Regions from separate parts of the Homo sapiens genome. Here region 1 is linked to region 2. Evidence: read pairs that join two places in POLR2A ChIA-PET (ENCODE). Cell type or tissue: MCF 10A. All regions are shown on one strand. Links, peaks and the distances in the headings refer to the core of each region. The heading gives the core; the rest is flanking DNA.

Region 1 (15,210 bases), core at 713-3,212, 480 kb after region 2:
GCAGAGACGGCTGTGGATTCTCCCCCTCAAAGACAGAATCCATCTCAGAATGAGTGGGCAGAAGCCACATATGGCTTTAGAGAGTGCCGATCTTGGCCCTCCAGAGGTTCCTTCCACAGTCCCTACTCCAGCCCCAGCACAGACTCAGCCACTGCCTAAACCCGAGTGCCCCAAGAGTCTTGTTTGGGGTTTCTGCCTGTTTGCCATCCTTGTGGATTCCAAAGGCTACTTTGAAAGGGCTGAGGAGCGAGTGGGGCCTCCAACCACTGGCCAACAGCGCCAGCTGCCTGCTTGCCTGTCCTGGTGTTAAGCCTTGGGCCTGGAGCGCTCAGGCCTCTCCCCTTCATAACCACCTCCCTGAGGAGGACAGGAGTGAGGGAGGATGACTAGGCTTATTTTAAGCTTGTAATTGAAGGTTGCTCTTTAGCAACAAAAGAGTCCCCTCCAATTCTAGACTGCCAGAGTCAGTGTCCTAAATAAGAAACAAGCGGTCACTCCTTTCCCGTTTTACTGTTAGGGGAAGGAAGCCACAGCCCAGTGGGGAAGTGACATCCCTGGCCCTTGCCGTTCACCACTTCAAGTCTTGCCCAGCTGTCAGGGCAGGAATTCATGTCCCCACGGTGGCATCTGCTTCCCAGGCTGTGGGGCCAGCAAGGGGCTCAGCTGCTCCCCAGCCCTGCCTTCCTCCATGGATCTGACATGACTCTTTTATGGGAATTTACGTAAAAGTAACGCCTTGCTCAGTGTGGAAAATTTAGGAGCTTCAGGAAAATATAAAGAAAATTAAGGAAGTCATCTCGCTTCTCAAATACCGTGTTAATTTGGTGAGTGTTGCTCTTTTCATTGGGCCTCACTTTTCCCTTCCTCATTCTCAGATGTGTTTGTACAGGACTTTGCACACTGCAGTGTTTTCCTGTGGTTTTTGTTTCTTTTCTTCACCCAAGTCCAGTGAGCTGTGAAGGAAAAAAAATCCTTATTCCTTCAGAGCAGGGACGAGCATTGAAATGATTTGCCCAGGTCAGCTGGCTATTGAGTGCTTTTGTTGGGATGAAATTCTCCACCAGAAAAATCCTAAAACAGAAGTCCCCAAGAATGGGTGGTGTGTGTCGTCCACTGAAAAGGGAGTTACTGAAAACTAGGAATGCGTGGCCTCTAGGAAACATGGCACTGTTGTGATTTGGCACATAGATATTTGGCATACATATTCCCAGGGTCACTGAGTAAATTCCCAACTGTTCCAGTTCTCTTTTGCTGCATGACGAAGAACACCAAAACTTTGGGTCAGGATTCGGTGGGTTGGGCAGGGCTCTGCAGGGATGGCTCATCTGTCCTCCATGAGGCATCAGCTAGGGCAGAGCCTCCAAGACCATTTTTTCTCGCTCATATCAGGTGCCTCTGTGTGTACAACCCACCCACTCACCTACCCACTAAAAGAACCATTCTTTGGGTTGCTTGTTAAAAATTGCATTTCAGGCCGGGTGCAGTGGCTCACACCTGTAATCCCAGAACTTTGGGAGGCCAAGGTGGGCAGATCACCTGAGGTCAGGAGTTCAAGACCAGCCTGGCCAACATGGTGAAACTCCATCTCTACTAAAAATACAAAAATTAGGCTGGCATGGTGGCAGGTGTCTGTAATCCTAGCTACTCGGGAGGCTGAGGCGGGAGAATCACTTGAACATGGGAGGCAGATGTTACCATGAGCCAAGATCACGCCACTGCATTCCAGCCTGGGTGACAAGAGTGAGACTCTGTCTCAAAAAAAAAAAAAAAATTGCATTTCAGATCTACTAATTCAGGATCTCAGGAGGGAGGACCCAGCCATATACATTTTTAGCAAATTCCTAGAGAATTTGCTAAAGCCCAGAAAAGTTTGCAAACCAGGGCTCTGTTAAAGACTGTTCCAGATTCCTGCCCCTCAGTTGTACCTCTAGTTGCCCCTCAAGCTAACACCAAGGCAAATTGTTTGCAATGGAGCCATTGTTTGGTCTGGGGTAACTCTCTGATATCTAGGATATGTACTGGAAACTTCCTTCAAGCCTCCTGCCTGGCCTCTTTCCCTGCTTTTGCAGCCACTCCTCTACATACATTGGCACAGGTGCTCCCACCCAACTTTACCACCTACCCCCCAAAAGGGAACTTCTAAGAACCTGTGGCTGGGCTCGACCTTGGCACTGAGTCTAGGAGCAGTTGCCTCCACCTGGCTTACCTCCCTGAAGCTTTGGGTCCCTGGTCTCCTGATACGCACTTGTCAGGGCTGGCTCATAATGCTGGGATCCATATGGATAAATGAAAATGTGGGGCCCCACTCTGTCGCCTGGGCTGGAGTGCAATGGCACAATCTCAGCTCACTGCAAACTCCACCTCCTGGGTTCAAGCAGTTCTCGTGCTTCAGCCTCCTGAGTAGCTGGGACTGTAGGCATATGCCACCACAATTGGCTAATTTTTTTTGTATTTTTAGTAGAGACAAGGTTTTACCATGTTGCCCAGGCTGGTCTCGAACTTCTGGCTGCCTCAAGTGATCTGCCCTCTTGGTCTCCCAAAGTGCTGAGATTACAGACATGAGCCACTGTGCCCATCTTGTGTTTGTTTTTGTTTTGTTTTGTTTTTTGTTTTTTAAGAGACACGGTCTCACTCTGTCGCCCAGGGTGGAGTGTAGCGACGCAATCTGAGCTCACTGCAGCCTCAATCTCTCAGGCTCAAGTGATCCTCCTGCCTCAGCTTCTCGAGTAGCTAGGACCAAGGTGCACACCACCACACCCGGCTAATTTTTTTGTATGTTTTGTAGGATGGGGTTTCGCCATGTTGCCCAGGCTGGTCTCAAATTCCTGGGCTCAAGCAATCCTCCCACCGCGGCCTTCCAAGTGTTGGGATTACAGCGTGAGCCACTGTGCCCGGCCAATGGGCTCTCCAAGGCCACATTACCTTAGACATTGGGATACTTACATGCAGGTGTCCACAGGTGCCTGAGATCTCACATCCACCCGACCCTCTCTGCCTCCACACCCAGGCCTCCACCAGGAGCCAAGGGGGCCGCAATCACTAGGCAAGGGCAGGGGGTTGAGTGGCCAAGAGCCCGTCCCAGGGAGGCAGGAGAGAGAGGGAGGCAGGACCACATAGGAGCCAGGGCTCCCGGCAGCCAGTGCACACTCCATTGTCCCATCAGAGTTCACTGACGAATCTCAGTTCAAAGATAGTATCGTAAAGAGTTTCAAGATGGGGCCCTGGGAGCATTGAACTCCAAGCACAGGCCCTCGCAGGGGTCCCACTGCAGGAAGCCGGCCCTGCTGCTGACCCTGCCCACCTCCCTCAGCTCCTTGGTCCTGTCGGGTCTCCCTGCTGACCCCATGGCACTGCTCCACGCTCCTGTCTGTGGGGCCCCCGTCTGTCCCCACCTAGAATTCTGTTTCCATACCAAGGCCTAACCAATGGCCCCTGACCCCGTTCAGTGTTTTGAACCAGCCACTCCTGTTTTTGGCGGCCCTGCCCTCCCATGAATCTCACGCCCACGGCTGCCCTCGGATCTGGACACAGTTGCACTTGTTATCTGGTATCAGCACTAGGGAGGCTCAGTCAAGCCAGCACTAACGGTGGGTTTGGTGTCCTTGGGACTTCTCCACCCAGGGCCTGTGCCAAGGCTGGTCCTCAGTGCTTGGTCAAGAGTGGCTCTGGCGGCTCTGGGGTGGTGGCCTCTGCAGCTCAGTGCCCCTGCCACCCATGCTCACTGGATGGGGGCAACACCCTTCCTCCCAGTTCAGGGTGGATGGGCCCCAGAGCACCACCCAGCCAGCCAAGCCTCCTTGCCCCTGCCCTGCCCTCCGAATGGCCCAGATCATACCTGCTGCCTTTCTTTCCTAGCTCACTGCCTCCACCCAAGTCACCTTCTGTCCTGACTCCCAAGGACTTGGGTCCCACTGGGGAAGTCGGGAGGAAATGGGAAGCCTTCCTGACTGTGAGTGAGGGCAGGAGGGGAGGTGGGGTCAGAGAGGGCACCTGGAGGGTGGCAGGAGAGAGCAGGAGAGCGTGAGAGAGGTGGCAGAGGAGGGGGTGCGAGTAAGAAGAGAACACCATCATTGTTTACCAAACCTGAATTACACCACACCAAGTTGTCCTGTTATTTATTTATTTACTCATTTATGTATTTTAGTGTGTTTAATTGAGGTTAAAAAAAGAAGCAAGAAAAGTGTTTGCAGATTGGCTTTATGGCGGTGAGCTTTGCAATGATCTCTGAAAAAGTCCGGGGAGTCCGGCAGGCAGATGAGAATCTAGGCTTGCTGGCGTATCCAGATGACTCGGAAGGAGGACCCCAGACGGGGAGGGGCAGTGCTGGGAGCAGGAGGCGTCCTGGTCAGGCTGTCCATCCATGTCTACCCAGCAAATATTTGCAGGCCCTGAGCTCAGCAGGGGAGGAAATCTCAGGCAAATGAGACACAGACTCTGCCCTCCAGCCGCTTCGGAGAAAACAGCCGAGAAGGACACTGTTAAATGGAGTGGCAAGCCCAGAGCATCAAGGGCATTTGGAGGTGGGGGGCACTGCTGCTTGGGGACATGTAGACAGAATTTATAGAACGAGGCCCCTGGAAGGATTTCTGCAGGTTGCAGCAGGGTGGAGGAGCGTCGCCGGCCCGGGGCCAGGAAGAAGCTCAGGGCACAGGGAAGCTGGCCACGGGGTGTCCCATCACATCAGAGTGGTGTGGGCTACGGCTGGAAGGGGAGGCAGGCCACTGGCTGACACGCCGCACAGCAGACCGTGAATAGACGCATGAGCGAGTCAGGGAGTCAGGAGAGCTCTGAACACTTGAGTTCATTTCCTGCTGGAGGTGGGAGCCGTTGAAGGTTCTTGAGGGCATCCGTGAATGCACCGGAACTGTGGTCTAGAAACGTCCTAGCAACAGTGTGAGACGGGGAGCCAGCAGAGAAATCATCAAACAGTCTAGGCAGAAGGTAACGAGGGCCAGATGTGGTGGTGTGCACCTGTAATCCCAGCTACTTGGGAGGCTGAGGCAGGAGGATCACTTGACCTCAGGAGTTCGAGACCAACCTGGACAATGTAGCAAGGCCCTTTCAAAGAAAAAAAAAAAAAGGAGTTGGGGAGAGAGAGAAAAGGTAATGAGGGTTTGAAGTGGGCTGGGGAGGAGAGGAGCACTGGAGAGATCGCATTTGGCAGTACTTGATTAACGAAGATTGCAATGGGGGCGCACTCAAGCTTTCAACATTGTCACCGGAAATTGGGGGAGGTGGTGCCATGAAGGATGCCGGGGAAGCCAGGTGGAGAAGTCAGTTTGATGGAACACAGAGATCATGGGTTCCTTCTTGTTGGAGGTGTCTATCAGAGGTCTTCAAGTGACAAAAATTCAACTCAGAGGCTGGGTGCATTGACTTATGCCTATAATCCCAACACTTTGGGAGGCAGAGACAGAGGCAGGACTTGAGTCCAGGAGTTCGAGACTACCCTGGGCAACAAAGTAAGACCCCCATCTCTACTATAAATAAATAAATAAATAACTCAGATCAGCCTCTACAAAAATGAGAATGGGTTAGCCCACATTGACAAAAAGTCCAGAAAGTGACTTTAGTTAGATGCACGTCCACCAAAGCTCATGTTCGAGCCCACCATGTCCCATCTCCTGGTTCTGCTTTCTTCCTCAGGGAGAGCACCTGCCAGGCAGCAGTGTCGCTCAGCTTATGCGCAGCCAGCTTGGGGACTACAGCAGCTCATCCTAACAAGAGACCAGAACTTCAGGCTGGTCTGAGGCATGTGCCCACCTCTGGGTCACACGTCATTCTTGAAGCAGTGGGCAAGTCAAATATCCCCACCCCTCCTGCACAGAAAAGGGGAGGATCCCAAGAAGAGAATGTGGGGGCTGCCTCCAGGAGGAGAAGAAAGACTTGTGGGTCCACTGCAGACATCCAGGTGGAGATGTCTGGAGCCCAGGGGTCGGGTAAGAGCTACAGCCAGGTTGGGGTTATTGTGGGAGGAGCCGTAGGAGTGAATGAGATCAGGAAAGGTGGCCGGGGTAGACCTAGGACCTAGGGACCTAGGAAAGAGACAGACACGCTGGGGAAGAAGCGTCAGAGGACAGAGGGTGAGACGCTTGAAAAGGAAGTGGGCGAGAACAGTGTTGCCTAAAAAGAGGGAGCCCAGTTCCCTGAAGGTGAGGGTGAAGACAGGCCATTGGGCTGAGACGATGGGCAAAGGGCAGGGTGTGGGCAGAGCTGGTTTGGGACCCAGAGCAGTGGAAGGGCAGAGCAGCCCTTGCCGAGACCAAGGGACAGCAGGGCTGAATGACCGCAATGCAGCACCCGCTTCGCTTTGCAAATAAAATGCGGACTGCGCGAGAAAGCCTGGCTTTTAGCGTCCATGCGTGTCCAGGAACAGCGACCAGGGCAAGTGCTTGAGTGCGCCAGGCTGGGCGAGGCAGGGAGGGACTGAGGGCTGGGTCCGGGGGAGAGGAGTGGCCAGGGAGGAGGGGCGACCCAAAGGCCTCCGGTGATGCGCTGACAGAAGGTAAAAACAAGGAACAAAGCAAAACCACACACAGGACGGCAGCGCGGAGTCCGGGCCCTGCCCTCTGCAGCAGCGCAGCCCGGGGACTCTGGGGCTCTCCCTGCTGCCTGTGGAATTTCCAGGCCAGCGCATCTGATTGGCCTGGCCTGGGGCAGTGGGTGGGGATTTGGATGTTTCCAGAGAAGGGAAGATGGCGGTGAGACAGCCGCTCGGCAGCTCCAGAGGGGTCGATCCCGCGACAGGGGAAGGGGGCGTGGGCGTCACATGGCAGCGCTGAGACTTGAGTGCTGGAACAGCCCAGCGAGGAAGGTCCCAAAGACAGCTCTTTTCACCAGAGACAGGCCGTGCGTTTGCGGTGCGGGCTCCACCCGCAGTTCTGCTTCAGGTAGAAAAGGGATGAGGGTGCCGGGCCAGCTTGACCCGGTTTCCGCAGGGGCAGAAGCACTTCTTACCTTCGGCCTGCAGAGCCCCTCAAGCAACAGGGAACCACATTCTCCTGCCCTTGGAAAAAGTTGACCCGCTTCACAGTGAAGCCAGAGAGGCGAGGTGGGGGCGGCGGGGGGATTTGGATGGGACTTCCAGACGCCTTTCTTCTTCCCAGTGCCTACCTAGGGATGGGGACGCTAGGACAGCTGAAGCTGGCACATATCTGATCACTGTTCCTCAAGCACCTCTTTGTCCATGCACCCTCCCTGCCCAACACCTCCAATGGCCTCTGAGGCTTGGAGAATGACATCCAAGCTCTGCTTCCCAAACAGGCCCAAGCCCACCCTCTGCCTCCCAACTCATCCGACCATGACCACCATCTGTCACCCTTTGCAGCCACGCCCTGTGGTGACCACGCCCACAGACGGCCCTGGTGACCTCGCCGACAGATGGGCACGACCTTGAATGGCTCTGCTTTTGATAGTCACGCCCCTTGTAGCCATGTCCTGTGATGGCCACACCCACCAATGAGCATGCCCTCAGGTGACCACTCTCAGACACCCTGGGATCCAGCTGCCCTCACACCCCCGGGGCATGCCTGGGCACACCTGTCCTCTCTTTGGCCCTCCCCTAAAAAGCCCTCCAAATCCTAAATCCTTCTTCCAAATCCTGTTCTGCTGCTTCAGTCTCACCACCTCCTTGAGGCCCCCTGTGACTACCCCAGCTCTCTGGTGTTCACTCGCTTGGTTCCTACGATACATTGGAGCACATTTGCCTTTTTAAAAATAAGCTGAGCTGTCTCCACAGCTAGATTTTCAGATCCCGAAGGATAGGATGGAGGCAATTATTCTTTTTTGTGTACCATCCAAAACTTATCCCAGCACCAAATACCTTTTAGCTATTCAGTCTATGTCTCTTTTTTTTTGAAATGGAGTTTTTGTTCTGTTGCCCGGGCTGGAGTGCAATGGCATGATCTCAGCTCACTGCAACCTCCGCCTCCTGGGTTCAAGCGATTCTCCTGCCTCAGCCTTCCGAGTAGCTGAGATTACAAGCACCCGCCGCCACACCCAGCTAATTTTTTGTAATTTTAGTAGAGATGGGGTTTCACCATGTTGGCCAGGCTGGTCTTGAACTCTTGAGCTCAAGTGATCCACCCGCCTCAGCCTTCCAAAGTGCCGGGATTACAGGCGTGAGCCAACGGGCCCGGCCTGGCTCCCGAGAGCTTTCTAATGTGCAAGGAGGGCTGGGACTGGCTGATCTAAGGGTACCCTGGGAGTGCGATAGTGTGGTCAGCTTATGGGATTTGGAGCCAAACGGCCCCAGTCCAAGCCCTCACCTCACTCTCTGTGTGCGATCCAGCAGCCCTGGGCCTCAGTCATCTTCATCTCCCATATGGGTTTAAAATGCCCACTGCCCAGAACACACAGTGCCTACAGAGCTGCAGATGAGTCGAGCCCCTAAAGCGATAGCCCCCAAGCCTCCCTCAGAACCTAAGGGCTACACTGAGATAGACCCTCAGTCTTCTATACCCAGGGACATGTGGGGACAATGCAACACTCTCAAAAGAGGTGGCTCAAACAATGTCAACCGTAGTCATTTTATAGTGCTGGGAAAAGAATAGCCTTAATTTTACATCTGATTATAGAGGGAAGGATTCATAGTGTCCCTAAATTGACCTGTCTAAATATTTCCACATAATATGCACAATTGTCATCTGCAGGCACAAACGTTTCCTTTTCTTTTCTTCCCTTTTTTTTTTTTTTTTGAGACTGAGTTTCACTCTTGTTGCCCAGGCTGGAGTGCAGTGGCGCCATCTCGGCTCACCACAACCTCCGCCTCCCGGGTTCAAGGGATCTCCTGCCTCAGTCTCCCGAGTAGCTGGGATTACAGGCATGCACCACCACGCCCAGCTTTTTAGTAGAGATGGGGTTTCTCCATGTTGGTCAGGCTGGTCTCAACTCCTGACCTCAGGTGATCCACCTGCCTCAGCCTCCCAAAGTCCTGGGAATACAGGCGTGAGCCACCGCGCTCAGCCAAATGTTTCCTTTTCTTTTTTTCTTCCTTTCTTTTTTCTTTTTCTTTCTTTTTTTTTTTTTTTTTTTTTTTTTTTGAGATGGAGTGTCGTTCTTGTTGCCCAGGCTGGAGTGCAATGGTACAATCTCAGCTTACTGCAACCTCTGCCTCCTGGGTTCAAGTGATTCTCCTGCCTCAGCCTCCCAAGTTGCTGGGATTACAGGCGCCTGCCACTACGCCTGGCTAATTTTGGTTATTTTTAGTAGAGATGGAGTTTCGTCATGTTAGCTAGGCTGGTCTCGAACTCCTGACCTCAGGTGATCCACCAGCCTCGGCCTTCCAAAGTGCTGGGATTACAGGCGTGAGCCACCTTGCCTGGCCCAAACGTTTCCTTTTCTAAGAGGCCGTGGGGTGTCCTGGATCTGGGCAAAAAGGGCACTTCAGGGCGCGGGGCCCCACGAGGCGATGCCCTTGTTGGCCTGTCTTGGTATTGCTGCCCACCTGAGCCGGGGGAGTGGGCCGTAAACTCGCAATATTCCTCCACCCTGCTGCCCACCACAGGAATGCTTGCCTGTGAAAGTCATGGGTCCCCTTTGTGTCCCAGAGTTGTTGAACAAGATCCTGGTATACACCATCATCACACCACATGCCGGGAAGGCCGGAGGATTCTGGGACCGGAGCTCAGGTTTTATTTTTTATTGATACTAGAGAGAGGCTTAGAAGCTTTTCTAATTCTAAGAACCTGCTTAGAATTATACAAACTGAAGGGGATGGGGCTTCAAGTATTTTCAAGAGCTTGGGGGTTGCAGGTGTTACATGTTTGTCTGAAGATGAAGTTAACTAGATCACGAGGTAAGGAAGGGCAGCTTCAACTTCAGATGGTAACTCTTAAGTAGTATGCAAAGCCCTTATCCACATAGATAGCCAAGTCTGTAGGAAATACTGCTTGCTCTACGCTGAGCTAAGTCTCGCCAAAACCATACGGTGAAGCCCCCACTACCTCAGAATGGGACTGTATCTGAGATAGGGCCCTTACAAAGGTAATTCAGTTTCAGTGAGGCCATCAGGGTAGGTCCTAATTCAATCTGACGAGTGTCCTTATAAGAGGAGCTTGTAACACAGACTCAGAGGACGCGGCAGGAGGAGACGGCTGCAAACCAAGGCGAGGCCTGGGGGAAACCAACCCTGTCGAAGCCTTCCTCTCGGGCTTCCAGCTCCTCGGACAGTGAGGAAATCTGTCTCTACTGTGTAAGCCCCCCAGACAGAGGGCTTTGCTGTGGCATCCAGCCCTGACTAGTGCACTGCCCTGGTGGATTTTCTGCATGTTCCTGATACAGCTGACAGACAAGTGGATGATGACAGGGCTTTTTCATTATGGAGTCTCATGAGATGCTGCGGGCACAGCACACAGGACACTCTCCATCAGCATTAGGGACCGACACAACCATCGCAATGACAACCCTTCTCTTACTGCTCACGGGAGAACGCATGACCCAAGGTCCAAGGTCCAAGGCCTGTGCTGGGCAAGTTATAAATCAAATCCACAAATCTTCACTGGGCTCCTACAATACCATACCAGGTATGGAAAGCACTGCTTTAATCACGCTGGCTGGTCCTCACATTTCTTTCTTTCTTTTTTTGTTTGAGACTGAGTCTCGCTCTGTCATCCAGGCTGAAGTGCAGTGGTGCAATCTCGACTCTCTGCAACCTCCACTTCCCAGGTTCACATGATTCTAGTGCCTCAGCCTCCCGAGTAGCTGGGATTATGGGCGCCCGCCACCATGCCTGGCTAATTTTTGTATTTGTAGTAGAGACGGGGTTTCACAATGTTGGCCATGCTGGTCTTGAACTCCTGATCCCAAGCGATTTGCCCACCTCAGCCTCCCAAAGTGCTGGGATAACAGGCTTGAGCCACTGTGCCCAGTGTGGTCCCCACATTTCATTAAAATATCTTTATGGAATTCAGAGAAACAAGAAAAGTTATGGAGTTTTTTTTGGGAAAGTCAGGAAATTCCTCTGTCCTAGAACTAGATAGGGTGTCTTGAGTTCTCTTTGATTGGGAATATTTATTCGTCTAAAGGGGGTTTCTCAGCTCTGGGTGCCTATCTGTAAAATGGATGCTACCAGTTTATCTGTTCAATCTAATGGCAAGAAGCCTATGAAGGACAGAGTGTGAGGGCAAGGAGAACAAGGTGGTACAGTCCCTCTCTCCCACCCCTCCGAGCTGTGTGGCCTTGGTAAGAGGATTGGTATTGTATTGGGAGTGGTGAGAGGCTGGACAGAGGAGCTCTTGAGGCCCCTTCCAATTCTCCTGCTCCTCCGATCAAATAATAGGTTTGCCAAGTTCCCACACCCTGGACTCTACTGTCAAGGACCAGACAATCTTTGGGAACTGTGCCCCTTATCAATTTAGTGCCACACAGCTCCAAGTTCATCCTTCATTGCCTGCTTTGAGAAAATGGATCTGGCCCCTTTAGACATGTTTCCTTTGTGTGCTGACATGGTGTTAGGTTTTGTCAGAGAGAGAAGTGATAGGACACGGCCAGAAGGTTTTTCTTCCTGTGCTATGTGTCCACTTGGCTGACTCCTGCCATGCTCATGGACCCTCCAGCACCAGGCTCCTGCAGTGCGTGGTGGTCAGCAGCACCCAGCAGCCAGCAGCTTCCTCCAACCTCTTCAAGCAGTTTGTGGCTGACTTCCTCCAGGAAGGCACTTCTCTTACAGGAACAGTTTAACTCTGGCCCCCCCCAGAGCTGGATATCCAGCAACTCCCACTGCTTTGGCACCAACAGCAACTTCTCAGCCCTTCGGTGAGTCGGGGCAGTGCTCTCTCAAATGAGGGCTCGAGGTGGGGTGGAGGAGCGGTTGGATGAGAGGCTGTTTCTTTTTTTTTTTTTTTTTGAGACAGAGTCTTGCTCTGTCGCCCAGAGACTGAAGTGCAGTGGCAGGATCTCAGCTGAGAGGCTGTTTCTTATAGCTGCTCTTCCTAGATGATTGGAGTTGACTTCTTACTAGCCAACCCCTCACTACTCTAAACCTGTTACAGTTATGTCAAACTTCCCCCATTCAAATTAATATGTGGTTTCCTCTCTTGCTTGGTACAGCATTGGTACCATGAGTAGTCCCAGCCATAGACCTGCAAAGATGGGATTTGGAAGCTGGTTGTGCCTTTGGGCTTGAGCACAGTGCTGAGCTCCTTGCTGGTGGTACATTGGGTTCCTACTGGGAACAGACTTATCATTCCCAGGGGCCCTTCTTCCAATCCTGTGTAGCCTGCTGATAAATGATCACCCCTAGATCCAGGACGTGACCAAGCCCCACGGGTGATGGCAGCACAGCCTTCCAAGGGACATCTGGGGTTTCCACCTGTGACCTTGGTAACACTGGAAGCATTTCTGGGTGCTGGAATCAAGGCACTGCATGGATGCCCAGAAATGCTCCTAAGTGGCCTCAGAGCCACAGGTCTCTGCTGCACCGCTTAGGAGATGGCATCACCCTGAGCAAGGGACCCTGGCGGGGACCACTGGGCGGCGTGACCCAGGCTCACCCATCTTCAGATCGGGGCACTGGGTGTCTGTCATATGTCCAGAATACCATACTACTGTCACAGGCCGGGCTTGAAACCAAGGATGGGCACACAGAAGAGAAAGGCACATCTGGTCAAATCAAAGTGCTGCAAATATTGCGACTGTCCCGGCACCTCAGTCTCAGGAGAGCCAGTGAGGGCTTCCTTCAGTCTGGCTGATGCCTCATCTCTCTCCAATCCATCTTTTTCTCAGAGGCCCCTGTACCAGCATCACCCATCAGGGAACTGATCAGCAAGCAATTCTGGGCCCAATTCCAGGCCGACTGACTCAGAATTTCGGGGGTGGAGCCCAGCAGTCTGTGTGTGGACAAGTCCTGCAGGCAACTGTGCTGTGTGGTGAAGTGCAACAATTACTCATGTGCCAGGGGCAAATCCTGGCAGGCCCAGCCTGCAAATCACTGAATGCCCCCGCACCCCCGCTGGCTGACAGAGGCTTACCACCCGCCCCCAACACACACACTGTCAATCTCTGAATTCCCATGTAGAGCTTGTTTTAAAATGCAGCTTCCTGGGTCGGCTCCCTGAGATTCTGCTGGAGTAGGTATGTGTGTGTGTTCTGGGTGGTTCTGATGCGTGTGGCTCACAGGCTGAGTGTGCGATGCCTCTCTCTGCCTGTGACTCTGTGTGCACGTGTGTGCCTCTGTCAGGTGGCAAGTGAGCACTGCGTCTCCGCCCTCTCCTGTGTTCGCCTCAGATGCAGCGCACCTCTGCTCCTGTTGCCTCCCAGGTCCCCTGTGTCCTTCTTACCTTCACCTTTTTCCAAAATCCCCACTCCCATTCTCAAAGGCTCAGCTCAAAGATCTCCTCCTCCTGAAGCCTCTCGCCCCCCTCCCCACTCCCACCCACCACCCCCAATATGTTCTTGCTGCAAGTCCATAATATTAGTTATGGGCCCGGCTAGTGTGAAGACAGGCAGCGGCTGTCTTACTCAGCTGTGACTCCCCAGAGCCTGGCACTCAGCAAGAGATTCATACTTATTTGTAGGCCTTTCAATTCAGTTTATTTCAGTCTAATCTGATTCAGGGCAATTCAACTCCACTCACGTCAGCACAAGGGAAGAGCGCCCCGGAGCCCACAATGGGCACCAACACACAGACAGTGGCCTCAGGCAGCCCGGCTGGAAGGAGCCCACTGGTCTCACAGGCGTAACCCGTGTTTGCAGGCATAACTCGTGCGCACGTGTGGCACTGCTCGGCCTGGGCACCGAGCGCTCCCCGTGCCTCAGGTCCCTCCAGACATGCCCCCTCCACCGCCCCTCCTGAGGACGCTCATCTTTGAAAATGTCCTAAGACGGAACTGGAAGCTCTAAGGTACGCGTTCCAACCATCACGTGGCAGGGGCTGGTGGGCTTCACGCAGAGCCCCCTGTCTTCTGGCCTCATTCACCATCAGTGTAGTGGGTGGGGACAGCTGACCCAAGGGCCCTACTGCATGGGTCGCACGGTTCAGCCAGTCCTTGCTGGCGGGACCTGCATCCCCATCCTACTGGCTGGCAGAGTAGGACTGGTTTCCTGGGACATCTCCACCCAGAAACAGCACACGACAGCTGTTATTCATCAGCCACAAAGCCCTAGTGACACAGCCATGCCCAGCGGTGACTTCCCAGAGCCATCCGGCGGAGGGCCCGGTTGAACAGGCGGCTGCTGTCCTAAGTTTCACAAATTGCAAAACGATGCAGAAAAGATGGCCGGGTCTCCAGGAACGGCTGTGCTGGGGGATGTCCTGAAGCAGCCACGGCGGAAGCGCTGGCCTTGCACCTGGAGACTGCGAGGCGCCCGAGCTGCAGGAGCGGCCCGATGTCATCAGTGCGTCTCCCTCCTCCTGCGTCTGAAAGAGCAAAGGGAGACAGTGACCTCCTGAGAGGCTTCCAGACGCCCCGCCAGGCACTTCCCTACTGGTGCATGAAGTGTGTGGCTGGACAGAGGCAGCAGGGCGGGGGGCCCAAGACTCTCTGCTGCTCTGTCCAGGCCAAATAGTTCCCACAATCAAAGACCCAGAGACTCTCCCCTCACACCCATCCACCCTCCCATGAAGAAACACATGGAAAAATCTAGGATGGGGTTCCAAGTTTCTAAAACTGGTCCATTCTGTGATTCCCCAAAGGAAGGATAAATATCATGCTTTTTTCTTGGGATTTGATCAGAGTTTCATGCTTTCAGTGAGAATCTGGCATAAAAAGAAACCCCAACATTTAGCCATGCTTCACGAGTAAAGCAGTGAAAACTGCACACAAAGACCTATCTGGAGAGATTTGGAGGTTTCTGCTTTGTAACTCAATCAGCTCCGAAATCTCACTCATTCTTTCATTCACTCAAGAAATCTTAATATATTAAGTGCCTACTATGTGCCAGGCCCATAGGAGCTGGGGCACCATCATGAGCAAGATGAGGTCCCCTGAGCCTTGCAGTCAAGCGGGGGAAGAGACACACACCAAGATGGCTTGGTCAGTGCAGGTGAGGCACTGTACCCAGGACTCAGGTGAGGGAACAGACACCTACCCTAACTGTGGGTGCCTGGAGGGGTCTATGCAAGCTTTCTTAGAAGAGGGGTCATGAATACGGAGGTTGTAAAAAATAAATAAGACCCCACCATTCCCAAGTCATCAGTATCCACATCACCAGTAACGGGGCCAACCCAGCAGCACCATGTGGTCCTTGAGATGCTGAGCTGGGAAGGCCAGA
Region 2 (15,210 bases), core at 4,280-6,779:
GGGCCTTATACACACAGGTGGCCCACAGGCTGTAATTTGCTGACCTTTGTGTTAGAGGAAAACATGCGGTTCTTTTTCGTGACAGACTGGGAAGTGAGTGAAGCCTTTGGCCAGGGCATACCTCTCTTGGACAGCGTGAGGTGGTGCGGCCATCCAGGTGCAGGGTCTTCTGAGCCATGTCAGAAACAGTTAGGGCTTCTTGCCTCCTGCTAGCAGAGATTTATTTCTCCTTTCAACTTGTATTTTCCAACTTTTCTTTAAAAACCCTGTATTAATTCCGGCATTTAAAGGTTCTGCGTATCTTGCAGCAGAGAGAAACAATTAGTCCTGTACAAGTGACCATCTGCACCTCCAGTGCTGACTCAGGAGTTGACAAGAACCCAAGCCTCACTGAGGTTTGAGTGCCAGCTTTGCAACCTTAGCTGTCTTCAGGTTGTGAAGTTCATTCCAGTCATACTGAAATTTCAAGACAGTTAATCTATAACTATTTTGGATTAGGAAATATTATAGGCATATTTTACTAATTGAATTGAGAATACCAACATGAAAAATTCTTTTTAACATTCTAATTTACTCTCAGATTTTTTTAAAACTACTAAATTATTTTTAAATCCTGTGTATCTTCATGTGTAAGAGAGAATATGAAAATAGTTTTAAATAAATTGATAGAACCGAAAACTAGGGAAAATTCAGACAGAGAAAGCATGGAGAATATAATTTCCTGTTAAGAACAAAGGAGGTGATAACAAAGGTAATTTAATTATAAGACCAAGATGAATTTAACATAATGTTCAAATGTTCATCGATCACTCATTCCAAGAATTTTAAAAGAAAATTTTAAATAAATAATTTTTTTTGGAGGGGGGGATGGAGTCTCACTCTGTCTTCCAGGCTGGAGTGCAGTGGCACGATCTTTGCTTACTGCAACCTCCACCTCCCGGGTTCAAGTAATTCTCCTGCCTCAGCCTCCCAAGTAGCTGAAATTACAGGCACTCACCAACCACCATACCCAGCTGATTTTTGTATTTTTTTAAGTAGAGACGGGGTTTCACCATGTTGGCCAGGCTGGTCTTGAACTCCTGACCTCAAGTGACCCACCCACCTTGGCCTCCCTGCTGGGATTACAGGCATGAGCCACCACACCCGGCCAATAAATTAATTTTTTTAACCAGTGTAAACTCTCTAATTTTTTAAAAGATAGAATACTGTTGTTTTTTTTCAGGCACATTTCCATGTTTTACTTTCCAGATCTGCCCCCATAAACCAAACACCCCCTACCAGGCCCTCCCACCCACCTCCAACATTGGGAATTACAATTCGACATGAGATTTGGTAGGGACACAGGCATGGAACATATCATTGTTGTTTTAGGATGCATCAAGAAAATGGAAACAATTAGAAACAATCAGAAAGGAACCCCTTTCCCTTGTTCCTTCCAGATAAATCATTAGAGTGGCACAGTATTTTTTTTTTTTTTTTTCTGAGATGAAGTTTCGCTCTCGTCGCCCAGGCTGGAGTGCAAAGGCTCGATCTCCGCTCACTGCAACTTGTGCCTCCTGGGTTCAAGCAATTCTCCTGCCTTAGCCTCCCGAGTAGCTGAGATTACAGGCATGTGCCCCCATGCCTAGCTAATTTTGTATTTTTGGTAGAGATGGGGTTTCACCACGTTGGCCAGGCTGGTCTCGAACTCCCGGACATCAGGTGATCCACCCGACTCGGCCTCCCAAAGTGCTGGGATTACAGGCATGAGCTACCGTGCCCAGCCAGTATTTTTAAAAATTCACTTTAAAATGGACATATCTGGGTTATACTTATTTCAGGGAGTTACAGACCTACCTACAGGGTGTATGTTTCAATCAAACGTCTCTAGCACATCCACCTCTATTCATAGCTTTGCCAAGGGTTGTGGAGTACCAAAAGCACAAATTTTGCCAAAGGCCATCTAGGGCATCACTCATGGTCACTTGCTGGTTGTGTGACTTGGGCAAGCTATTTACCTTTCTGAGCCTCGGATTTATTCCTACAACAAGGAAAATATGATACTTAGCACTTGGAATTGCCAGGGGATTAAAAATGATAACATATAAAAGCTCCTAGAGAGTCCCTGGGAGACAGGTAAACTCTTACCAGGTGTCGGGACTCTTGTCTTAGTTCCCAAGCTAAATGTAGCCAGCACTCTAAGAGCCTCTGTACACTGACGCAAAAGGGACAAAGCAGAGTGCTTGGCACATAGTCAGTGCTCAACACACATTTGGAGGCTGATGAGTTAATTAACTGGCTAATTAATTAATGTAACCAAGGGCCTTCCATAAAAGAACAACAAAATCACAATGATTTATTTCTATGGATGTTTTACAGTCTCTCCAATGAGTGAGTCATGTCTAGAGGGCCACTATTACACAAGGAGGGATGGAAGCTAAACAGGACCACGTTGTGAGCTGAGGGCATGGATGTTTCTCTCTTCATTTTCAACCAATTTGTTCTTTCGTCCAACGTGCTTTCAGTCAGTGCTCTAGACTTGTTTATTGGCTCCCAGCCGACGTCTCTAAGAAGGGTAGGTAGTCCTGGCCAGGCATGGTGGCTCAAGCCTGTAATCCCATCACTTTGGGAGGCCGAGGCAGGTGGATCATGAGGTCAGGAGATCAAGACCATCCTGGCCAACATGGTGAAACCCTGTCTCTACTAAAATACAAAAAAATTAGTTGGGCATGATGGTGCGTGCCTGTAGTCCCAGCTACTCGGGAGGCTGAGGCAGGGGAATCCCTTGAACCCGGGAGGCAGAGGTTGTAGTGAGCGCCACTGCACTCCAGCCTGGCAACAGAGGGAGACTCCCTCTCAAAAAAAAAAAATAAATAAATAAAAAATAAAGGGAGAAGGGTAGGTAGTCCTACACGCCACAGGGCTCCCACCACCATCCTCCTACCTTTCCTACCTTCCTTCCACTGCCATCCACCCAGGGTATTAGATGACTTGGATTGGGCAATGAGTTCCAAAGCTTGTCAATGAGATGCTCAAAGTTTCAAACCGAGGTATGCAGACACCACTGGCAGATGCAATGAACTCGATAGTCAATAAAGGTAGCATTGGAAAATCAAGCTTGGTGGCATTATTGAGCTATATTCAAAGTGAGTAAACAAAGGAAGTCAGTTGAGAGAAAAAACAAGAGCAGATGTGTAAGGAAAAGCAAAAATGAGAGGCCATGTAGCCTGCGAGAGGCCACTGGAAAGGATAGCTGCCATGGCATCCAGGAGGTGAGGGTCCTGCTCTTGGCTCTTGGGCTCCAGAGGCCCTAAGCACTCATGCCTGCTGAGTGTCCTCTCAATTGGCCAGTGACATTAATCTGTGATACTGTTGGCTGGGTCAACAGGACAGTCTGTAGTGTGAAATGGAAAATTCTCTGCAACCTCATCTGGCCCATTGGAAGCCTTGCCATTAACTATCTAAGGTACACTATCAGGCAACAAGGTGGGAGAGCACAAGTAGGTTCAACTCTCCAGATCCTTATTCCCAACTCCTTCCACCTGTCTTACCATAAGGTAAAAGCTCAAACCTCAAGGTAGTCTACAAAATGCAGCTAGAATTGTGGGCTTTCCTGACTTTTAAACTAGCTGCTTCCATGTGTGTGTGTGTGTGTGTGTTGCACACTCACAGCTGAATTGTAATTTATTCTCATTTGATTTCTTGGTGTCAGTCTGTAGAACCCCAAACCTGAATCATGGTGCCTATGCTATCCTTTTCTCACAACTCACCCTCTCTGTGTGAATTTGATTTTCAAATCCACTAGTGTTTTGAAATGTCTGAATTATTCATTCAGAGAAGCAATGCACCATGCACCAGACACCAAATTACTTTCTATGATACTTAGTCAAAGAAAAGGCCCCCTTTAAAAACACTTAATCTTAAATCTATCTAGTCTCAAGGAAGGAAAGTAAGTTCATATTCAAAATCTGTCAAGTCCTAAGTTGCCCTGGGGAAGTAAAAGCAAATTACAAAAACTGTTCCAGGGATTTGTCCACACTTGTTCATAGCTGCATTATTCACAATAGTCCAAAGTGGAAGCAAACCAAGTTTTTCTCAACAGGTGAATGGATGAGCAAAATGTGATCTATCCACACGATGGAATATTACTCAGCCTTAAACAGGAAGAGAATTCTAACACATACTAGAACATGGATGAACCTTGAAGAAATTACACTCAGTGCAATAAGCCAATAAGTATTTGTCACAAAACGACAAATACTGTATGATTCCACTCATATAAGGTTCCTAGAGGAGCCAAATTCAGAAACAGAAGGTAGGATGGGTGTTGCCAGGGGTTGAGGGAAGGGGCAACTGAGAGTTATTGTTTGATGGGTACAGAGCTTCAGTTTGGGAAGATGAAAAAGCTCTGGAGACGGATGGTGGTGCTCGTTGCACAACAGCATGAATGTACTTAACGCTGCTGAACTATATGCTGGAAAATGGTTAAGATGTTAAATTTTATATTGTATGGAAGCATTACAAAAAGTATCCTGTAAAATCCTTTCTACCTGCCCACATACGTCTTCATGATAAGAGGCTTTTTTTTTTTTTAAGTTTACTTTTAAAGAATGGAACTCAGATAAGAAAAGACCATTTGGGCAGGGCGCGGTGGCTCACGCCTGTAATCCTAGCACTTTGGGAGGCTGAGGTTGGGGGGTCACCTGAGGTCAGGGGTTTCAGACCAGCCTAGCCAACATGGTGAAACCCCGTCTCTACTAAAAATACAAAAATTAGCTGGGCATGGTGGCACATGCCTGTGATCCCAGCTACTCAGGAGGCTGAGGCAGGAGAATCGCTTGAACCCAGGTGACGGAGTTTGCAGTGAGCTGACATCGTGTCATTGCACTCCAGCCTGGGTGACAGAGTGAGTCTCCATCTCAAAAAAGAAGAAGAAGAAGGAGAAGGAGAAGAAGGGGAGGAGGAGGAAGAGGAGGAGGAAGAAGAAGGAGAAGGAGGAAGGGAGGGAGGAAGAGGAGGAGGAAGAAGAAGGAGAAGGAGGAAGGGAGGGAGGAAGAGGAGGAGGAAGAAGAAGGAGAAGGAGGAAGGGAGGGAGGAAGAGGAGGAGGAAGAAGAGGAAGAGGAGGAGGAGGAAAAGGAAGAAGAAGAAGGAGGAGGAAGAGAAAGAGGAGGAGGAGGAGGAGAGACCATTTGGGAAAGGTACAGGACCACCCCATTTGCTTCTCTGGACATAGAATACCAGCCAAGGAAAAGTTAGCACCAAAACAGGGTCAATTGATTTTGTTCCTTAAATTTGATGTCCCTCCTCATCCAACTCCTCTGCTCTCCACCCAGCACAGGCAGAGGTGACCAGTTCTTGCCCCAGGGCCTGTGCTGATGTCTGGCAGGACTCTGGAAGGAGCTTCCTCCTCCCCTTGGAGAGCATTGCCCAATGGCAGGTGGAATGAAAGGAGTTTTGTCTGAGATGTGTAGAGTAAAATCCTAGTCACATGCACAAAAATTTTCATGAATAAAGAGCTTTCATCAGAATACATTTGGATTTTGAAACAGAAAGTTGAAAGGTCTCACCACGTTTCTCAATGCAAAATTTGAAAGTGTGCTTAAAAGTCTTCCTTGTTGCTGTTGCCATTACTTAAATATGTTTATTTCACTCTGCTATTGCTAGAGATGGATAATACCTCTGAATGTGTAAGATTTCTAAATGAGCATGCTTCTTTTGTAACCTAAATCTCCCCAGGTTTTACAGCCATATGGCGCTCCTCTTCCTTTAATAGTCAATTAAATATATGCACGCTATAATCTCACAGGACGGCACAGAGACCAGCAGTCCCAATATTAACCATCCAGGGAGGGTCTGGTCCAGGCAGTTTTTTGCGTTGCCTCTTGCTACAACACCTGACTCCAGCTTGGTGCTGGAGAGCCTTAGGCCTCTGCCCTCTCTTCATAATAACCTGGTGCAAACAAAGCACCTCTCTTCCCACCAGATTCCCCAAGATGATGTGGCATTATGCATGATGGCCAATGCATGAGTACAGGGAGAAACTCGAAATAGAATATCAGACCTCTAGTTCCTAGAAATCATTGCCAATTTCTTGGCACTGGGTCCAGGCCTCTTATCAGATTGCTGGGGTCCTCACCTCTCTCAAGTACTGTTGCCCTATACCTTCTTCCCTCTGGAGGCCCCAGCCCCTTCTCTTTAGGGCTGCCAGAGGGGAATCACAGAATTCTCCTTCTTTTGTGCTGAGCCATATACCTTGCTAGGCTTCAATCTCTTCATTCACATTATGTTTTAAGCCCATTAATGTATTTTCCTGATAAAAGAGACATTTGCCTTGGTTTTTCACCATAAGCAACCAAAGACAAAAGCAACAGAAACATTTAAATTATGTTTTTATCAATTTAAAATTTTTCTCATGACTTCAAGCTTTTCCCAAACGTTATCTTCCCAATGAGGTTTACAATGGCCGTGCTGTTTAAAATAGGCAAGCTGTCGTCCTCTCCCTCCTGATCTTCTTATCTTGCTGTCTAGGATCGTGTTCCCTGGAACAAAAGGCTGAGACCGAGAGAGAGGCATGCAGCAGGCTCTTGGGGGGTGCTCAGGGAGCACACACCTGTGAGGAAGCTGGGAAGGCAGGATCGGGAGAGAGAAGCCGGCACCCCATGTGGTTGGCTGGCTGCCACTGAGGACTGAGCCAGCCTTACAGGGAGCTCTGGAGCTGGGAAGGCCCTAGAGTGTCTCCAGTTGAGGAAAGGGGCTGGGCCTTATATCCCAGGTCAGGCAGACTTGGTCATGGGCTTCACCCTGGGAAAGGCATAACTGTAAGCAAGACTGTTTCCAGAAGCTGAGGGAGGCAGCTGTGATTCACCAGCCACCGATATCCCAGCAGCTCGGGGATGGGGATATCTTCATCCTGAAGAGGAGGTCTGGACAGAAACCCATAACATCCACTGTGCCTGCTCTACTTGACTTTTTCCAATGGCACCTGCCACCTCGTACCATGCTATACACAGTACCGTGATATTTATTGCATCCCTTGTTTGTGGCTGGCCCCAGCTGCCTCTGCCACCAGCCCTGCTAGACTGCAGGCTCCATGAGAGCCAGTCTCTTGCTCTGTTTTGCTGGGCAGAGGGCTTTGCAGAACCGTACCTGGCACAGGTAGGCACTCCACAATTTTTTTTTTTTTTTGAGACGGAGTCTCGCTCTGTCGCCCAGGCTGGAGTGTAGTGGCACGATCTCAGCTCACTGCAAACTCTGCCTCCTGGGTTCACGCCATTCTCCTGCCTCAGCATCCCAAGTAGCTGGGACTACCGGCGCCTGCCACCACGCTTGGCTAATTTTTTGTATATTTTTTAGTAGAGATAGGGTTTCACAGTGTTAGCCAGGATGGTCTCGATCCCCTGACCTCGTGATCTGCCCGCCTTGGTCCTCCCAAAGTGCTGGGATTACAGGCGTGAACCACCTTGCCCAGCCCAAATATTTGTTAATAAATGAAAGGATTCACGTGTCTCAAGTTAAATACTTAGGTAGGATGCAGGTGTTCCTTACACCAGCCATCACCATAGAGAAGGCAGTGGAAGATCTTTTCTCTCTCTTTCCAGGGCAAATCTGAAAGATATTTTCTTCTCCTCCCTACAATAGACTAGTCATTTCTGTGCACTCCTTGCTTGATTAGCAAGCTGTGTAACCTTAACCTAGTCACTCAGTCTCTCAGCGCCGCCCTTCTTATTTGAAATCATTTTTGATGGATCGGAGTTGATGAAATTGACTTCCTGCTTACATATTCTAAGAATTTGTTGAACATCTGCGGATGGCCCAGCATTTTCCCTGTTATTATTTTAAAGATGCCAACTCTAAAATTCTGTGAAATATAGGGCCACATAAAGCAATCTTCTGACCCTTTGTGAATCGATAACTGCTGATCCTATTCTGCAGAAAGCCCAGGAAGTAAGTCCTGACAACATCCAGGAGCACATTCTAGAACGTATAGAATCACACAGTTAAAAAGTCTCCCTCTTTTCTAAATTCTTACTGCCACAACTAGTCATATGTCTCTTTATAAATAAGCATTTTTCATTAAACTCTGAGTTCCTCTTAGAAAAAAGCATGTACTGGCCAGGCGCGGTGGCTTACGTGTGTAATACCAGCACTTTGGGAGGCCAAGGCGGGCAGATTGCCTGAGGTCGGGAGTTCGAGACCAGCCTGACCAACATGGAGAAACCTCATTTCTACTAAAAATACAAAATCAGCCGGGCGTGGTGGCGCATGCCTGTAATCGCAGCTACTCGGGAGGCTGAGGCAGAAGAATTGCTTGAACCCGGGAGGCAGAGGTTGCAGTGAGCCGAGATCGCGCCACTGCACTCCAACCTGGGCAACAAGAGCGAAACTCCATCTCAAACAACAACAACAACAACAACATGTACCTTACTTGAAGCCCATTAAAGTGTCTGAAACCCAGGAGACCCTTGGTAAATATTTGTGGAAACTGATTAACTAAAGGGTCCATGGGTTCTAGGCTTGAAACTTTAAACTTCAGCATTCTCTTTTCCCCAATAAATCAACTTACTTAAACAATTAGACTATACCCACTCACAGCATTGAACAGCCATGGGCCAAGACCCTTAGATGATCAGAATCTTGTCTTGTCTCTTAGAGATGAAAAAACTTTTGGGAATACCTACATCTGCCTGAAGATATTTAATCAAATCTATTATCTATTTAATAATTTGCTTTAGGTGTTGTGGCTTTTAACAATGGAGTGGGCAATCAACTTCATGAAAATTATCATGCCTAACCCTTGCAACAACAATTATATGACCCATTCAACTCAAAAGGAACCTGAGGTACAGTGAAATTAAGTGGCTTGCTCACAGTCACAGAACTTGGTAGAATCTGGATTCGTAACTGGTTCTTTCTCACTGCAGTGACTGAACTCTCTCTGCTACACTATCCCTAATAGATTGCATAATACTTGTCTTATGAAGGAATAGAAAATTAATGGGGAGGAAAAGAGAGAAAAAAATCCCTTATAGTGCTTCCAAAAGGTGAAGTAGGAAAAGCAGTATTTTGACACCTGTATGCAAATGCCTACAGAGGCCAGGCACGTAACCAAAAACGCCAGTGGGGGAAGGTGGGGAGCAGGTGAGTACCAGGTGGGGCCTTTGGCTGCCTGAGGGGCACAGCTCTGTCCCCGTGTCAGTCAGCTGCTGTTGTTGGGCAGGCATTTGTTTTCATGAATCTTCTGATTTCTTTCAAGGGAAATTAGAAATTGGTATTTTCCTGTAAATCTCCTGATTTGTAATTGTTCTCAATAAATTCAAATATTTTTATTAAAAATATAAAACTATGGGAGTCATAAAAAAACCCACTACTATGGCACCATTTTGTGACCCCTGGCCCAGAGCATGAAGTCCTATAGTGATGAGGTCAGAAGAATTCTTCCAGAATTTCATAGACAAAATATTACAGAGAATAGGCTCCTGTTTGGTGCAGTTTTTAGCCCTGTTACAAAAAAGAAGGCAGGCTGTCAGCCACCTCTCATTAACCACTATGTGGAGCAACAACAGCCAACTCTTTTAGTGAAGGCTTTGAGTACCTATCTCCATTTCTCTAAATAACATGCTTATATTGTAATTTCTTGATCTTTTTAAGCTTTAGGCATTTGCTATGGACTTCCAACTCTGGAAGATGGCCATTTGGGTCTCTTTCATATTACATCCTCAACATACACTCCTATACATACCTTCCATGTCTTCCCATCCTACCATCAATGACACAGGTGAACCCCAAAATTAGGGCTCAGCCCAGGTGGGTTCTTGGCTTCACATAGGAAAAAATTCAAGAGCATGCCAACAAAATAAAGTGAAATCAAAGCAAGTTTATTATAGCAACAGAGTATAGGAAAATGGCTGCTCCACAAACACAGCAGGGCTGCCCTATAGGCAGAGTAGCACTTGTGGATTGCTGGCTAGCTGTATTTATAACTATGCCTTAATTATATGCTAAATAAGGGGCAGGGTATTCACACATTTTCTAGAGAAGGGGTGAGGAGCTCCTGGAACCAAGAGTTCCTCCCCTTCTAAACCATATAAAGTAAATTCTGGGCATTTCCATTGCATTTATAAACTGTCATAGTGCTGGTGGGAGTGTCTTTTAGCATGTAGTGCATTATAACTAGCGTATAACAAGCAGTGAGGACAACTTGAGGTCACTTTTGTTGCCATCTTGGTTTTAGCTGGTTTTGTTCAGTTTCTTTAAACATCCTGTTTTGACCAGATCCTGTTTGATCAGCAGGGTTGGAACAAGTGCTCAGAAAACAAGTCCTGCTGATCTCCCACCTCACCAATATTTTCTGTTATTAAGTTTAATTGGATCACTATCCACTGCTTACATTACCATGACTGTGAAGATGCCATTCACAACTGAGCCACATAGTATACTATGATGACTTTTTCTTTCCTAAAAACTGTGTTTTTCTAGAAGTTAATAATCATTCTCTTTCTTTTGCTTAGTTAGTTTTTTCTGTACCTTCCACTAATCCAATCCCAAATTCTCAACCACCTATTAAACCTCTCAATATTTTCAGGTTATTGGGCCATCTGGGACTCTTCTGGAGGTTTCTGATGTCTTAGATCAGGAATGATTGCCCTCTCTGCCCAGGGTGAAGCAGTCCTCCCAGGATGTCTGAAAGATCCTTCCACCTTTTTCATGTATTAATTCCCCCTTTTCTAGCATTCTATGCATCCTTCTTTCTTATTTCCTTGTTTTGGAGAAGCCAATCCTCCAATAGCTTCTTGAATAACATGAGAGGTAAATGTTTTGAGCCTTACATATCTAGGAAATGTGTATTATTCTCCCATACACTCAAGTAACAGTTTGAGCATAGAGTTCCAGGATGGAATTAGTTTTCCTTTAGATATTTCAAAGCATTGCTTGATTATCCCCTACCTTCCAACAATATCATTGAAAAGCTTTCTACAATGGGGAAAGGATTCTCTATTTAATAAATGGTGCTGGGAAAACTGGCTAGACATATGTAGAAAGTTGAAACTGGATCCCTTCCTTACACCTTATACAAAAATTAATTCAAGATGGAATAAAGACTTAAATGTTAGACCTAAAACCATAAAAACCCTAGAAGAAAACCTCCGCAATACCATTCAGGACATAGGCATGGGCAAGGACTTCATGTCTAAAACACCAAAAGCAATGGCAACAAAAGCCAAAATTGACAATTGGGATCTAATTAAACTAAAGAGCTTCTGCACAGCAAAAGAAACTACCATCACAGTGAACAGGCAACCTACAGAATGGGAGAAAATTTTTGCAACCTACTTATCTGACAAAGGGCTAATATCCAGAATCTACAATGAACTCAAACAAATTTACAAGAAAAAAACAAACAACCCCATCAAAAAGTGGCAAAGGATATGAACAGACACTTCTCAAAAGAAGACATTTATGCAGCCAAAAAACACATGAAAAAATGCTCATCATCACTGGCCATCAGAGAAATGCAAATCAAAACCACAATGAGATACCATCTCACACCAGTTAGAATGTCAATCATTAAAAAGTCAGGAAACAACAGGTGCTGGAGAGGATGTGGAGAAATAGGAACACTTTTACACTGTTGGTGGGACTGTAAACTAGTTCAACCATTGTGGAAGTCAGTGTGGCGATTCCTCAGGGATCTAGAACTAGAAATACCATTTGACCCAGCCATCCCATTACTGGGTATATACCCAAAGGATTATAAATCATGCTTCTATAAAGACACATGCACACATATGTTTACAGCGGCACTATTCACAATAGCAAAGACTTGGAACCAACCCAAATATCCAACAACAATAGACTGGATTAAGAAAACGTGGCACATATACACCATGGAATACTATGCAGCCATAAAAAATGATGAGTTCATGTCCTTTGTAGGGACATGGATGAAGCTGGAAACCATCATTCTCAGCAAACTATCGCAAGGACAAAAAAACCAAACACCGCATGTTCTCGCTCATAGGTGGGAGTTGAACAATGAGAACACATGGACACAGGAAGGGGAACATCACACACCGGGGACTGCTATGGGGTGGGGGGAGGGGGGAGGGATAGCATTAGAAGATATACCCAATGTTAAATGACGAGTTAATGGGTGCAACACACCAACATAGCACATGTATACATATGTAACAAACCTGTACAATGTGCACATGTACCCTAAAACTTAAAGTATAATAATAATAAAATAAAATAAAATAAAAGCTTTTCTAAATACTGTTTCTTTTATGTGACCTCTTTACATTTCCTCTCTCTGATACTTTCTGGTGGGTCACGTTTTATTTTCATTTACTAAAACTTGGGGAAATTCTTATAGATGTATGGGTTCACCCTGTCACCTTTACCCTGAAGTTCCAATCATGTATTTCTACTCCCCCACGACTGAGCAAGTTAGAAGCTGCCCATGTAATCGCATTACAAAGGCTATTGGAACAACAGCAGAAGAGCTGGAGTCTCTCATGTGAGGTGAGAACTACACAACAATAAAAAATGAAAAAAGCAAGCTACACACCAAAACCTCACAAAACAGCAACTTGGACAAGAAGACTCTCCAGTTGGCCTTTCCTGGTCCCCAACCCAGAAGACAGGCAACCCCTTGACCTGCTTCACAAGATTCCTCAGGATTTGCCTGGCTGCTGGAAGTTCTGCTTGGCTGGTGTGGGTGGACATTCAGGCATGTTAGTGGGTTCTATTTCTTATACATTGGACTTGCCAGTTTAGTGTTTGTTACTTCATCCCTGGAACTGAATGTGAATTCTGTAATCCTAAAAGACATATGGGATGCCGAGGCCAGCGGATTACTTGAGGTCAGGAGCTCGAGACCAGACTGGCCAACATGTCGAATCCCCATCTCTACTAAAAATGCAAAAATTTAAAAAAGAAATAGATATTCTTCTAAAAAGCCGCAATGCAATGATCGCAACTCAGAAATTCCCTACAGTAATTCCCTACTGTCACCTAATATCTAGTGCATATTCCAATTTCCTCAACTGTTCCTTAAATGTCTCTCTTAGATGTTTTTTTTTTTCCTGTTCTTCATCACCTTATTGGTGGCTGTTGTTTTGACCGAGGATCTGAGGTAAATATTCCTCATTTGACTCTCATGTCTCTTTAGACTCCTTTAATCTTTTCCTCTAGAACGGTCCCCCCAACCACTCCCCCGACACACACTTTTAAATCATGATGTTGATTTTCTTCCTGAGTCCAGGACAGTCTTCTTGTAAAATTTCCCCTATTCTTGATGTGTCGGTTTGCTTCCTCATCCTACTGTGTAGCTTGTCCTTAGCCTGCCCCCGTATTTCCAGTAACTTGAAGGATAGGTCTAGAGGCTTGATGAGATTCAGAATGAATGTTTGGGCAAGAGCATGCCCTGAGTGAGACTGTGTGCTTTATGCTGCAGCCCATCAGGAGGCCCACAAAGTTGGGTAGTGTCATGATGAGTGCTGCCAAGTTTGACCATTTCAGCCAAGTGGTGACCATCGGATCTCTCCATCATGAAGGTGCTTTTATCCCATGCAATTAGCAAACAACTCTGGAGAGATTGGCACATGTGGGTCCCCTGTGCCTCAACAATCCGCCCAATGGCTTGGCCCCATTGATGATCCTTTAGGGTAGCAATCATTACATGAACAGCCCATCAGTTGTAAAATGCCTAATGGATGACTGGGAAGAAGAGAAAGGAGGGTTGAGGGAAGACACAGAGAACAAGGAGTAGAAAGCTGGAAACAGGGAAAACAATTCTGAAAGCTTTGCTGAGGGCTTCCCCTATTTATATTCAACTTTTCCAGAGTCATGAACCCTTTAAGGAAATGCTGGCCTGAAGCAATGACTAAAGAGGGTCTTCTGCACAAGCCTGCTTCATTAGCAAAAAAAGAAATGCATTTCAGTGTGTCCGGGTATCTAAATTTTGTTCTGAACTTCATCTCTGACCTTAGCCAAGAAAGAGCTAACAAATCAGGAGGATGTGTACAGTCGCACCCCAGATCGGGTATTTGGACAGCGGACTTACATGCGACAAGAAAGATGCTGTGCCCGCTCAGCGTACCTGGACCTCTTTGTACAGGGCTCGTTTATCCAGCACACTCAACAATAGGCATTCATCCAGAACTCTCAGTTCCAAATCGTTGCTTCTTTCAAAGCAGTACTTGCTCCGCTCTTCAGAAACAAGTTTCTTTGAAAGATACAAGTGGACACTTTGCTGACCAGTTCAACCTATGCATTGTCTCAGGTAAACTGTTTTCTTTCAGATTTTAGGACATTATGTGTGTCTCCGTGAAGAATTTGGTGAATGCCTGCATCAAAAAGTATTTCCCATGGACTCATATATTTATTTTTTTATTATACTTTAAGTTCTGGGATACATGTGCAGAATGTGAAGATTTGTTATCGACTCATATATTTAAATCACTTCAGTTTATCTCAAAATACATGTCTTTTAAAAGACATCCCAATATTGAAAACTTTGTTCTCTGTTGCCCAGGCTGGAGTGCAGTGGCTCAGTCTCGGCTCACTGCAACCTCGGCCTCCCGGGTTCAAGCTATTCTCCTGCCTCAGCCTCCCAAGTAGCTGGGACTACAGGTGTGCACCACCATGCCCGGCTAATTTGTGTATTTTTAGTAGAGACAAGGTCTCACCATATTGGCTAGGCTGGTCTTGAACTCCTGACCTCGGATGATCTGCCTGCCTTGGCCTCCCAAAGTGTTGGGATTATAGGCGTGAGCTACCGTGCTCGGCCTGATTCTGTGGCATTCTGATTAGACTTATGACAGTCAAGAGCCCTAGCCTCCAAAACAGAAATTAAAGTTTACTCCAACACACACAAGGGGCAAGCACAAACTCTCTGGCAAAGAGTTGACAATTAAGCAGGAGCAGTAAGTCTAGAAATTCTATAATACACAGCACAGCATGAGGCTGGCAGCAGGAACCTGGCAGGAGGCTGGGGGAGGGCAGGGCAGAACACTTCTCTGACTTGAAGAAGCAGAGGAGGTGTCTCCCGGAGGGACTCCCCCAGGAATGGAAAATTATTCCCCAAGGTGGGAACTGACTCCTGGGAAGTCCGCCAGTGCTGAGTCACCAGGTCTTTATGAAAGCCTGAAGGAAGGCTACTCTCCACAAGCTACAGTTTCACGACTCCCTAGAAAGGACTAGAGTTATTTCAGGGGGAGTGTTTTTCA

The links. ChIA-PET counts read pairs that join two places held together with the same protein. Peaks named below come from ENCODE experiments on the same cell type or tissue, not always from the same donor. Only the 100,000 strongest peaks of a DNase experiment are listed, where the experiment ranks them.
Region 1: POLR2A ChIA-PET joins it to region 2 with 5 read pairs; 3 of 35 experiments call an interaction of 5 or more read pairs at or near these places.

Annotation. Positions count from the first base shown.
Region 1 is chr6:7,254,799-7,270,008 of GRCh38, forward strand. No RefSeq gene overlaps it. Among named protein-coding and RNA genes, the nearest start is that of SSR1, 51 kb to the right of the region's middle. RefSeq lists enhancers at 3,584-4,083, 6,280-7,071, 6,638-6,757, 6,828-6,967, 7,072-7,863 and 1 more and silencers at 6,308-6,437, 7,561-7,736, 12,618-12,912. In MCF 10A, for the core only: no CTCF peak of the experiment used is centred there; no DNase peak of the experiment used is centred there.
Region 2 is chr6:6,766,329-6,781,538 of GRCh38, forward strand. All of the region lies in intron 2 of LOC101928004 (a long non-coding RNA gene), which reads right to left. Among named protein-coding and RNA genes, the nearest start is that of LINC03055, 110 kb to the right of the region's middle. In MCF 10A, for the core only: no CTCF peak of the experiment used is centred there; a DNase peak (open chromatin) is centred at 5,373.